Linked DNA regions of Homo sapiens: region 1 is linked to region 2. Evidence: chromatin loops called from intact Hi-C (ENCODE). Cell type or tissue: heart left ventricle. All regions are shown on one strand. Links, peaks and the distances in the headings refer to the core of each region. The heading gives the core; the rest is flanking DNA.

Region 1 (5,383 bases), core at 297-5,296, 120 kb after region 2:
TACCATGTAGCCATTAAAATTGGTTTTGGTGATTATTTGATGACATGGAAAATATCCAGTACTTATAGAAGAAAAGCAAGAGACAAATTTTTATATGTGATGTGATCTCCATTTTGTAAAAAGTATGTAGAAAAAAATGACGTGGGGGATCGGATCCCAAAGTATTAATGAGAATAGTTAAGTAATGTTATCATGGGTGTTTTTAATTCTCTTTAATGAAGTAGTTATCCTGGCTGTTCTATCAAGCCCAATCCAAATATTCACTGCACAATAATTTACATATTTTTTAGTTTGGAAAAATTATAACCACCTTCATATATCTATCTCATGATTTCAAATATAGAATGCCACAAACGGCAGTACTTTAGCTACCAAAATAGTAACTGATACTCTAATGTGTGTTTCCCCACTAAGTTTGTGAAACGGACTTACGCTCTGAAATCAGAACTGTGTTCAAATTTTGATTCTACCCCTTACTAGATCTAAGGCCAAAACATGTCATGTCACCTTTCTGAGCCTGTTTCCTTAACTGTAAAACAGAAAGTACATCTCATGGTAGCCTTAAAGATTACGAGGTATATATATTTTTAATTTAAATTTAAATTTTTTTATTTTTTATTTTTTTTTTGAGATGCAGTTTCACTTTTGTTGCCCAGGTTGAAGTGCAATTGCGTGGTCTCAGCTCACTGCAACCTCTGCCTTCCAGGTTCAAGTGATTCTCCTGCCTCAGCCTCCCAAGTAGCTGAGCTTACAGGCACCCACGACCATGCTCAGCTAAGTTTTGTAGTTTTAGTAGAGACAGGGTTTCACCATATTGGTCAGGCTGGTCTCAAACCCCTGACCTCAGGTGATGCACCCACCCCAGCCTCCCAAAGTGCTGGGATTACAGGAGTGAGCCACCGCGCCCGGCCTATGTTTTTATTTTTATTATTTATTTATTTATTTATTTATTTATCTTTTGGGACTGAGTCTTACTCCATCGCTCAGGCTGGAGTGCAGTGGCACGATCTCGGCTCACTGCAGCCTCTGCCTCCTGAGTTCAAGTGATTCTCCCACCTCAGCCTCCCAAGTAGCTGGGATTACAGGTGCACGACACCATATCCAGCTAATTTATTTTTAGTAGAGACAGGGTTTTGTCATGTTGGCCAGGCTGACCTTGAACTCCTGACCTCAAGTGATCTGCCTGTCTCAACCTCCCAAAGTGCTGGGATTACAGGTGTGAGCCACCATGCCTCGCTCAGGAGAGATTTTTTTTTAATGGACATACCACGCACAGTGCATAGCACATCTTTGGTACTCAGTCCAAGGCAGTTATTCCCATGTTGTCTGCCAAGACTTAAAAATACCATTAGTTATACACTGCACCATTGATGTAAAAATATTTTTTCAGGGGGAGAAATGACTGTGTTAAATTTTTAGTTTGTTCCCAAAATGCATTTTGATTTCAGAGATGTTAAAGGAGTTCCTCTTAATTGAGAAATGTTAGTATTAATTTCCAAGTGGGATATTTAGCATCTGTCCTATGCATTATCACCATTCTCTACTCACCTAGTTGACCTGTTAATTTTCTCAGAAATTTTTATCTTATTTCTGTAAAATGACTAGGAACCTATTCCCAATGTGTGTCTCAAACCTGCTTTTTATGGCCTCAGGATCTCTGTCATAACCTGTTTTATGCTTTCACAAACTGAGCCCCTGGGGAGCTGTCTGCACTTTTCAGTGTGATCCAGCTGAATTCCTTCCCTTCCCCACTCAAGCCCTTTGATTTGCCAGGTTTTTGTTCGTCTACCCTAAGGATGAACTGAGATTGCTGAGCATGGCCTCTCTTGTGGTGCAAAGTGAGAATTGTTTTTAATTGAGCAGAAACATGTGGAAGGATCAGGAATATCTCAAGGGATTACAGAAAAATTCCAAATTTGTACTACTTACAGCTTGTGTTTAGAACAGGGTCTGCTGGGAATAAATGTTAGTTAGTGTGGCCTGTGACCTTAAAAACTGTTGACATGGACTTCAGCCAGAAACTAGCCACAGACCTCCTTTGTTAAACTCATTCATAGCTCCTTGAAAACTCTAGTCAGTGAAAGTTGCCAGCTCCAATCTAAGCATAGCCTTTTTTTTTTTTTTCCCATGCTTTGGAAACAGAGGACGCCCCTTAACCAGCAGGCCTTCTTTAATAGGACTACATGGCCTAAACGCAATTGGAATTGACAACTTCCTGGCTTGGGTTTGCCAACTGGCAGAGCTGTGAGGCCGAGGGGACAAACAGCGTTGGGGCGCTATGCACTTGTGTTTATGTATGTGCAGAGGAGACTGAACTCTAGAGCATGGTGATACCCTTCGCTCTGAGAGCAACGCTCTGGCCTGAATTGGACACGTCTTTCAAATGTTCTGCTGGAATAGACACATCAGAATTATCCCTCAGTACTTTCTTTTTAAAGGAAAGAAAAGAGAAAATAACTGCCCTTTCTTTTTTGATAGGAATGATCATGGCCTTTCCCCTCTCTGCTCAGAATCCTTGATTTAATCCTCTTTTTGTCAGCGTTGTGCTATGTTGCTCAAATATAAAATGAGAACTTGAAACTCGGATTGGGGAATTATCATTTGTTGAATGACACTCAGCACCCACTCACTCTGGAGCTTTATTTAACAAAGTTTAGTTTCATATCAAGGTGAAGGGATAACCAGGATATCTGTCTATTTTACTCATTGAGGAGACTGAGCAATGAGGAAGTTAAGCAATTTCTTCTCCTTTCCTATCAAAAGAACCCTAAGGAAGGGCCTTAAACAATTATGATGCTGCCTCTGTAAACCAGCATAGTAACTGAGTTAGAAATTAATATTTTCCTTAGTTCTTGTCTTTAATCCAAAAGACTACATTGTCTGAAATACCTGAAATTTTGAAAAATGGATAAATGGATCAGGCTAAAAAGAGGAAGTAGTTATTCTGCTTACAGAGTTTCCTTTGACATTGTTGACATTGATGGTGGGTAGGGAAGCTAGCTTAGTTATGGATTGTCATTCTGAGATATCCGATCATATCCGTTCATATCTCTTTCCACTTTAATCACTTGTAAAATTTTGGTTGTTGGAGTAGAATATTTATTTCCAGGTATGCCGTTGAAATTGTTTTTAACATAAATACTCTAGCAGACTTATCACTTTTAAAAGTTGCTGAGGTTTGGCATGATTTCAGCCAGGCATGTGTGAGGAGAAAAAAGGAATGTCACATTGGCCTAGGAATATGGAAACTTTGAAAGAAGAAATTATATAATTTCCTTGAGAGGGTACAAGAATTTAGATGCCATTGAGAGAACCCTTGAGAGTAGCTGACCCCTAGTAGATTCTACATAAGTACTTATTGAATGAATAAAAGTTGCTGAAATAACTATTTCCTAGTCCTGGTACTTGCCTGTCCATACTCTCTCTCTCTCTCTCTCTCTCTCTCTCTCTCTCTCTCTCTCACTTTCCCTTCCTCAGCATCTTTCTTTACCTTAGAACATTTATTTCTTCCGCAGAAAGTAGGTGATGCCATCATGTTTAATTACCTAACATTCTAAAGCACAGCTTGTAGATTGAGACCTAGATTCAAATTCTGACTTACGAGCCATGTGACAAATCATATAACCTGTCTCATCTGATCCTTGTTTCCCACATCTGTAAAAGAAAGATAATGAGGCCTACTTTGTAAAGTTGTTAACATATGTGTAAATATGTTATATAAGATACCTAATTTAGGAGTTAGCAACAGAGAATTTTTTTTTTCTAAGAAGGAATTTCATATGTTTTTCCACATATGCTTTTTCTCCTGCTCTCTATCAAAGGGAATAATAAGAAAAGGTCTCAAAGACTTTGCTACCTCTACAGATCTCCTTGCTCATTCAGGGAAAGTAGTTACTGGGTAGACCAGCTAAGAGTAATTGAAAGTGTCCCAGACTCTAAATGGGAGATTTATAATAGCCTATGGGAGTTGTTTAATGCTTATCTTCTGTACCTGTGCTCTATACTGAGAGTAGATTAGATAGTTAGAAAATATATTTAGACAGGTTATTAAGAAAACCAGATTTCTATTTTTGCTGCTTTTTTGACAAAAAGATAATCTCAGAACATTAAGCAGCATAGAGAATTGTGGAGAATTATCTGAACTTAAGTTCTGTTTTGCACAGGATTTTTTTTTTATTTCCAACTTTTACGTAGAGGGGCATATGCACAGGACATGCAGGGTTGTTACATAGGTAAACATGTTGCGCAAGATTGCACTGTAAGTGCTCCCCTTCTTAAACACACTTAAAGGTGGTTTTGTAAGAATTAATTCTAAAACTCTCCCCAATGTAAGCTGATACATCCATGTGGTCTTATAACCTCTGTGTACATTATGTGACTCTAACCCTTGGTGTTTTGTGTGAATAGCAAATTATATGAAGCCTTTTTTTTTTTTTTTCTCCTATGTACCAGGGAATTAAGAACACACTCTGGAAAAGGATGAAGAACTCTGGTGTGTAGAAGAGGGAAGAACTTTTTTGTCAGATTTTATTTTACTGGAATATATTCCCTTAAGATTTCATAAGATGAGAGTATGTCATCTTTTTTTCTAAAGATTTTCCCCCTAATGCTACCTCATTTTCTAAACTTTCATTAATAGTTCTTTGCAGCTGAAGCAAATATTTTAGATCTTTCTTGTACTCTCCTCCAGCTGGGAGTGTCTTTCACACATCAAAGGCAGATATGAGCCTCTCATTAAAAGATAGTATGAGTTCATCATCTTAGAAGAGTAGGACCTGAAAACCTGAGATAACTTTCAGCTGCAAGTCATATCTAAGCTGGACTGAGATTTTTCTGTTGGTTACCGCATTTCTTTTCTCAATTCATCACTCCCAGGTGCTCTAAAATCTGACTTTCTCTCTTAGTTTTGTTTATAACTGAAAGTTATCTTTATTCAGAATACAAAGTTAGTTGTAGAGGTTAGGAAAGATAAATATTTTAACACTTATTTTTAATAAGAAAATCAGGACTCTGGAAACTTAGGAAGAAAGCCCGGGGTCTGCTTGTTATTTTCCCTCTCTGTCTTTCTGCACACTTTTTGTGCGAGGCCTTATTAATACCCTCTCACTGCACTGCCTGCTCCAGTGTCTATAAGGTAATTATTTGAAACTCATAAGTCAGCCCTGAAAACTCCACAAATCCTCCTCTTCCTAACTTTTGCTAATGAAAAGCAACCCTGAAATCAGAGTGGTTGAACAGATTTCTTGAGAGTATGGAGAACAATGATTATGTCCTTCAGATTTTATTTTTGAAAAAAAATTCTAGATCCCTATGAAGGCTGGAATGTGACATTCTATCTAAAAGCCACACGAAAGGTTTTTAGCTCCTTTTTTGTGTATATGTA
Region 2 (5,383 bases), core at 156-5,155:
GTGTGGAACTCTGCTACTCAGCAACTGTTATCAAATTGACATAACTGAAAAACAGAAAGTAAAAGTAACTAGACAAAGTAGATTTCTCAGAGTCTATCCATTAAAACTTAAGTTCTTTAATCACAGAAAAGCCCTCAGCTTATGCCCTGAGTGCTTCAGTATGCCGGGAAGATTTCTCTGTGCAATATTGCTCAGCAGTTACTGATCGTGTCAATGACATCAATCATTGCATCAGTCAGGATCCTTTTCACTGGAAGTGACAGAAACCCAGTGAAATCCGACTTGAACAACAAAGGGAATTTACTGGCTCTTAACACTGAGAAGTCCAGTGGTAAAACTGGCTTTAGGTTTTGCTGAATCTAGGTTTTCTACTCATATTTTCAGAAATTTTCCCTATCTCTTGATTCTCTGTCTTCTGTGTTGGGTTCATTTCTGGGCAGGTGCTCCCTATAAAGTGGCAAAGATGGTTATGAATAAATCCAAGCTTATGTTCCATCAGTTTAACACCCAAATAGAAAAAGAGTGTCTTACAGTATCTTGAGCCATAGTCCCAAGGCTGACTCTAGTAGGCCCTGTTTGGATCACGTACCCATTCATGAACCAATAACCATGACTTTTGAGTTGTTGATTGGAGGATAAGGGAGTGTGTTGGGGGAGCAGGGGGAGAACTGGGGGAGCTGTTCAGGACCACCTGGATCCTATAGCCTGAGAATGGGGCAGGGTGGTTCCTCAGAGGAAAATCTGGTGCTATTACTGGAGGAAGGGAGAACGGATGCTGGGCCGCCAAAACAGATGTCTACTGCAGCCATCAAGAAAATGTTTGATTCAAAATATTCTTTCCAAAAAAGCAGTGAGATAATAATGAAGCTTGGAAACATTTATAACTAAAATGATTTAAATCAAGTTTTAATGCTTAAAAATACCGATCTTCAGGTTTCTTGAAAACTGCCATGTAAGACTGATTTCCCCAGGAGTCTACATGCCCGAGGTCTTATTATCACACTTCTAAATCATTAATCACCTATTCTTTGAGTGTTCACTTTAGACTGTGCTAGACTCTGTAGAGAGTGGAACGTTCACCCTATAAAACAGGAACTAGACCTCATGTTTTAAATGCTTAGAAGACTTTTTTTAAAAAAACCTTTAGGAAGTTACATTCTAGCTTTTGAACTTCTGTTGGTATTATTTCACAACACATTTTGCATTTCCTTCTTTATGTTACATTGAAAACATGCAGTCCGCTCAAAGGCTTTCTTTAGAAAAAGAAAGCTTTACTGAAGATATCACTGTGAGCTTGCTTTGCCCAGCAGAAGACTTTAATAAGTTGCTCAATTTAAAGACAGTTTTCTTACCTTTAATATGTTCTTAGACATTAGAATTTTCTGCTATCACGAAGCCTTATTTGAGGAGAAGATAGATGCAGATAAATTGCTGTCTAGATTATAACAATGTCCTTAATTATCTTTGAATAATTTGTAATAAAAACAGTATAATGGCCAGTCTGTAGACTTTGAAATCAAACAGACTTAGGTTCAGATTTCTTTTGCCACTCATTAATTGTTTGACTTTGGGAAAGCTATTTAAACTAAATTCTGGTTTGCCCATTGTTTAAGTGGGACTTCTATCTACTTGGCAGGTTGTTTTGTAAATTAGAGATAATATGTACTAAAATGCTCAGCACAGGAAGTGGTACAAACCAGCATTCTTGTGGTGATGTAATTTAACGTCACCCTTAAATTAAAAACATAAAAACCCTAAACTCCAAACCAAAATCAAACAACACAACTTCCGGAAATTGTGCTATCATTAAGAAATGAAATTTTTGTGATAGAATTTATGTAAATTCCTTTTTGAAGGGATTCAAATATTAGAATGATAGTCATTATTACTATATGAAAGATATGACAACTTGATAAAAAGAACACTGCCTGAACTGACTAATTTTCTTTTTCAGAAAATGTAGAATTAATTCTGAGTTGTTCCCAGAAAAACACACTTTGGGCACATGAATAATTCAACCTATATATTTTTTTCTTCCACTTATGTGTCACAGTTTAACAAGAACCCAGTGATCAATCCTCAGCTACCAGAGTTTTTATTTAAACTGTCTACTTGTGAGAAAGAGCCAGATGCTGAGAAAATAAGCTAGGATTAGAAATGTATTAAAACAACCCATTTCTGGAATATGGTCTAAAGTTTGTGTGTATTTAGCCCAGTTTTCTGTCCTCGCAGTAATGATCCTGATACTCAGAATGATAGAATTGACTTCTTGAACATAAAGCACATTTTCCATTGGTTTGTTAGGTTGTGCTTACCATGAAAGGAAAAGTGACAAAAGTATTTGGGAAAGATTTTATACACAGACCAAAATGAAAAATATTTTCATCATGGCCGTCCAGGAAGTAGAAAATCAGCTAAGTGCTAAGTGGAACATTCATTTCCTCTTTCTAGTATTTTGGTTAACGGAAATACATCCCCCCAAAATGCCCCCAAAATATAGTTAGAGAAATTTGGTTTAGAGGATGGTTTCTAGAGTCAGGTCATGTGGGTCAAAATTCTGGCTCCCCTACTTAGGACATATCCCTGTGTAATTTTGGGCAAATTACTTAATTTCCTTCCTTGTTTTAGTTCCCTATGCTGTAAAATGGGGATAAATGGGGATGATGATAATATCTCATATTATCATCACATTTGAGGATTCAGAAACACAGTATTTAAAGAATTAAGCACAGGGCATGGCACAGAGTTTCTCTCAGTTTGAACTATCATGAAGAAAAACATGAAATTTGTTTTGATCCTTCAAACTGGAAATTGAGGATCATCAGGAGTCTGCCCTGGGGGGACATCCCCTGATCCTGTCCTCCTCATTCTGAGCCTTCTCATTCTGCACACATGGTGGAGGGGCCCTGGGACCAGTCCTAAGGCAGTTCCAGGCCCAGGGCCTTGGGAATGCTGCTTTAGGTTTCTTTCTTACCTCTAACAGCCCCAGCAAGTCCAGTTTAGGCTTTAAAAAAGTTCTTAATCCCTGGGGTGGACCCTGGAACAAGCTGACCTAATTTCTCTTGTTTTTGCTGAATGGAAATTGAGTTGACTTGGGTTTTATTTAGGCTTCGTGGGGCCTGCTGCAGGATCAAAGCTCAGGTCTAGACCCAATTGAAGTTGAGATTTAGATTTAGAGCTGACCACTGCTACATTTTTCACTTCTTGTTTTGAAAGCTTTTTTTTAATTACACAGTTTATTCAGCAATATTTATTATAAATGCGAAAGGTGCTGGGGATGGGTGAGGACATTCCAGCAGAAGGAAGAGCATCTGCAAAGCTATGGAGGGATATTTAATTTTCTTTTTATTAATCAAAAATATGACTCAGGTTCTGATTAGTATGTAGGGACCCTGTACAGTCATGCTCAGTCTAAGAATATCAGCTCCAAGAGGGCAAGGATCATTTACTTGGTTCACTGATGTGTCCCCAGCACCTAGAACAGTGACTGGAATGTAGTAGGCACTCAGTGTGTATTTGTTGGACCAATAAATGAGTTGACACAATTCCAACTGATTGCAGAGAACCTAGATATTTTGATTCATCTCCACAGTTTTATTGTTGATAAATATCTCATTTCCAGTAGGTTGAATGGCTACTCCATTTGCTGTATTGTTTTTTTAATGGAAATTCATGGGTAGGTCTAGGGGGAGGGCATTTATATTAGCGGCAGGAGTTCTGCTGCAGTTTTCTCTCCCGCGATTTTTCTGGAAGATGTTATTCTGCCTTTTCTATGAGCAGACGTGCTTAGGACGAAAAGTTTAAAGGAAGGCGCTCTCACATTCGTCTCCCTGGGCGAGGAATGCCTTTTCCTCCCCATTTACCAAGTGTCCATCAGACTTCCCACAGTACAATGAGGCATTTACCCCGGGCCTCGGCGTCAGCCTGTACTTTTTACATTTTAGGCTTTTTCTGCCACCCCTGGGAAACTGCCCTGTGGTCTGGAATCATGGGAATTTGTGTCACTAAAAGCTGTTTCCCCACCCTCTCCTCTAGCAGAAGCAGTGTGTGTATACAGCAGGAAGAGCTTTGGACTTGGGTTTTAATTATGGCTCTGCAACTAATAGTGATCTGACCTTGGGGAAATTATTCATCTTTTTTTGGTTGAATTTTCTCATTTGCAAATAAAACTTGGATAATGCTTATCTTTTAGAATTGCCATGAGGATTAAATAAAATACTAATCATAAAATAATTAACAGTGCCTGGTTAGTTTTCTTTCTTCTGTCACATCAAATCATTGTTTTCCACTCTTTTAGCTTCTTGGCACAAAAGGACAGCTATATTATTTTTCATAGTGTAGAGGACTATAGAGTCTTTGAAACTCTCGATAATGATTTTCTGTGTGTTTTTTTTTTTTGAGTGAAGCAATATGGAGTTTTGTTAATATATTTTCAATGACATGGAAACAGTCCTTTAAAAAAAAAATCTCATATATTTAATTTAAAACTTTTCCAGACTATGAACCTAAAGTCAGGATCTTCGGATATAGTTCTTGTGCCCATACTCAGCTTCCTATAGAGGACATAGCATGTTTAAGCTTTGGGGAGAGAGAGAAAAATATATGTGTGGTGAAAGAGATATTTTAGCCTGCTTTTGTAACTTTAGCTTTGCTATGCAATGTGCCAAAAGTTATTTCTCCCTAGGGAGTGCCTCTTTCAACAGTTTGCGAAGGCAGCATAAATTCTCACTTGGTGTTCAAGGAAGATGGTAATACAATTTAGTACAACCAAAGTTGTTTTTTTTTTTTTTAACTTGTTAGAAACCAAAATGTGATTGCAGTGGCAAATTTGTCAGCACACTCGAGTTTAACAAGTGTTCGAAGGATTAGTAAAGGAAATGTAGTTTACTCTGCAGCTTTTATGACAAAGAATTTAAAAGGTTTTGCTCTAAGCCCCACCATGTGTTTCTTCCTTTTCTCCAAAACATACCTTTAAGTTGAAAAGAGAGATGAATCTCTTAGGGAGAAACTATTAACTCTGAGGGAGTTTATCATTGTTTGAGAGGAAGCAGAGCATTTACATTTGAATCAACTCTGAGTGTAGCTTGTGCCCTAATCTCATTCCTTCTAGAAGTTGGTGAGGAGTTTAAGTACTTCCTACTTTGTGTTCTGGTCCTCATAGTGCCATCCTAATTTTCCTGGGGATCATACATTTCGTAATTCAAAGTAAGCAAACTGGACACGGTGCCTTGGTTATGCATGGAAATATTTTCTGTAGTTGTCAAAGTTCTCTAAGTAGGGCCATTGGCCAGAATTGTCTCATTGTCATCGCACTTATTACCATGCTAAAAATGCTATAAAAAAGACCAAATACTACAGAAAGTTTGAAAAAGAGATAAAATAT

What was found. A loop is a pair of places that touch in the nucleus more often than their neighbours do. Peaks named below come from ENCODE experiments on the same cell type or tissue, not always from the same donor. Only the 100,000 strongest peaks of a DNase experiment are listed, where the experiment ranks them.
Region 1: a loop joins it to region 2, with 1.8 times the contacts of the local background. A loop is called at or near these places in 4 of 110 quality-filtered maps.

Annotation. Positions count from the first base shown.
Region 1 is chr9:123,738,978-123,744,360 of GRCh38, reverse strand. All of the region lies in intron 5 of DENND1A (DENN domain containing 1A), which reads left to right. Among named protein-coding and RNA genes, the nearest start is that of DENND1A, 190 kb to the left of the region's middle. RefSeq lists an enhancer at 4,691-4,740. In heart left ventricle, for the core only: no CTCF peak of the experiment used is centred there; a DNase peak (open chromatin) is centred at 2,260; H3K27ac peaks cover 230 bases.
Region 2 is chr9:123,863,005-123,868,387 of GRCh38, reverse strand. The region is part of intron 2 of DENND1A (DENN domain containing 1A); the gene reads left to right. Among named protein-coding and RNA genes, the nearest start is that of DENND1A, 64 kb to the left of the region's middle. RefSeq lists enhancers at 4,435-4,976, 4,977-5,383. In heart left ventricle, for the core only: no CTCF peak of the experiment used is centred there; a DNase peak (open chromatin) is centred at 2,927; H3K4me3 peaks cover 202 bases; H3K27ac peaks cover 928 bases.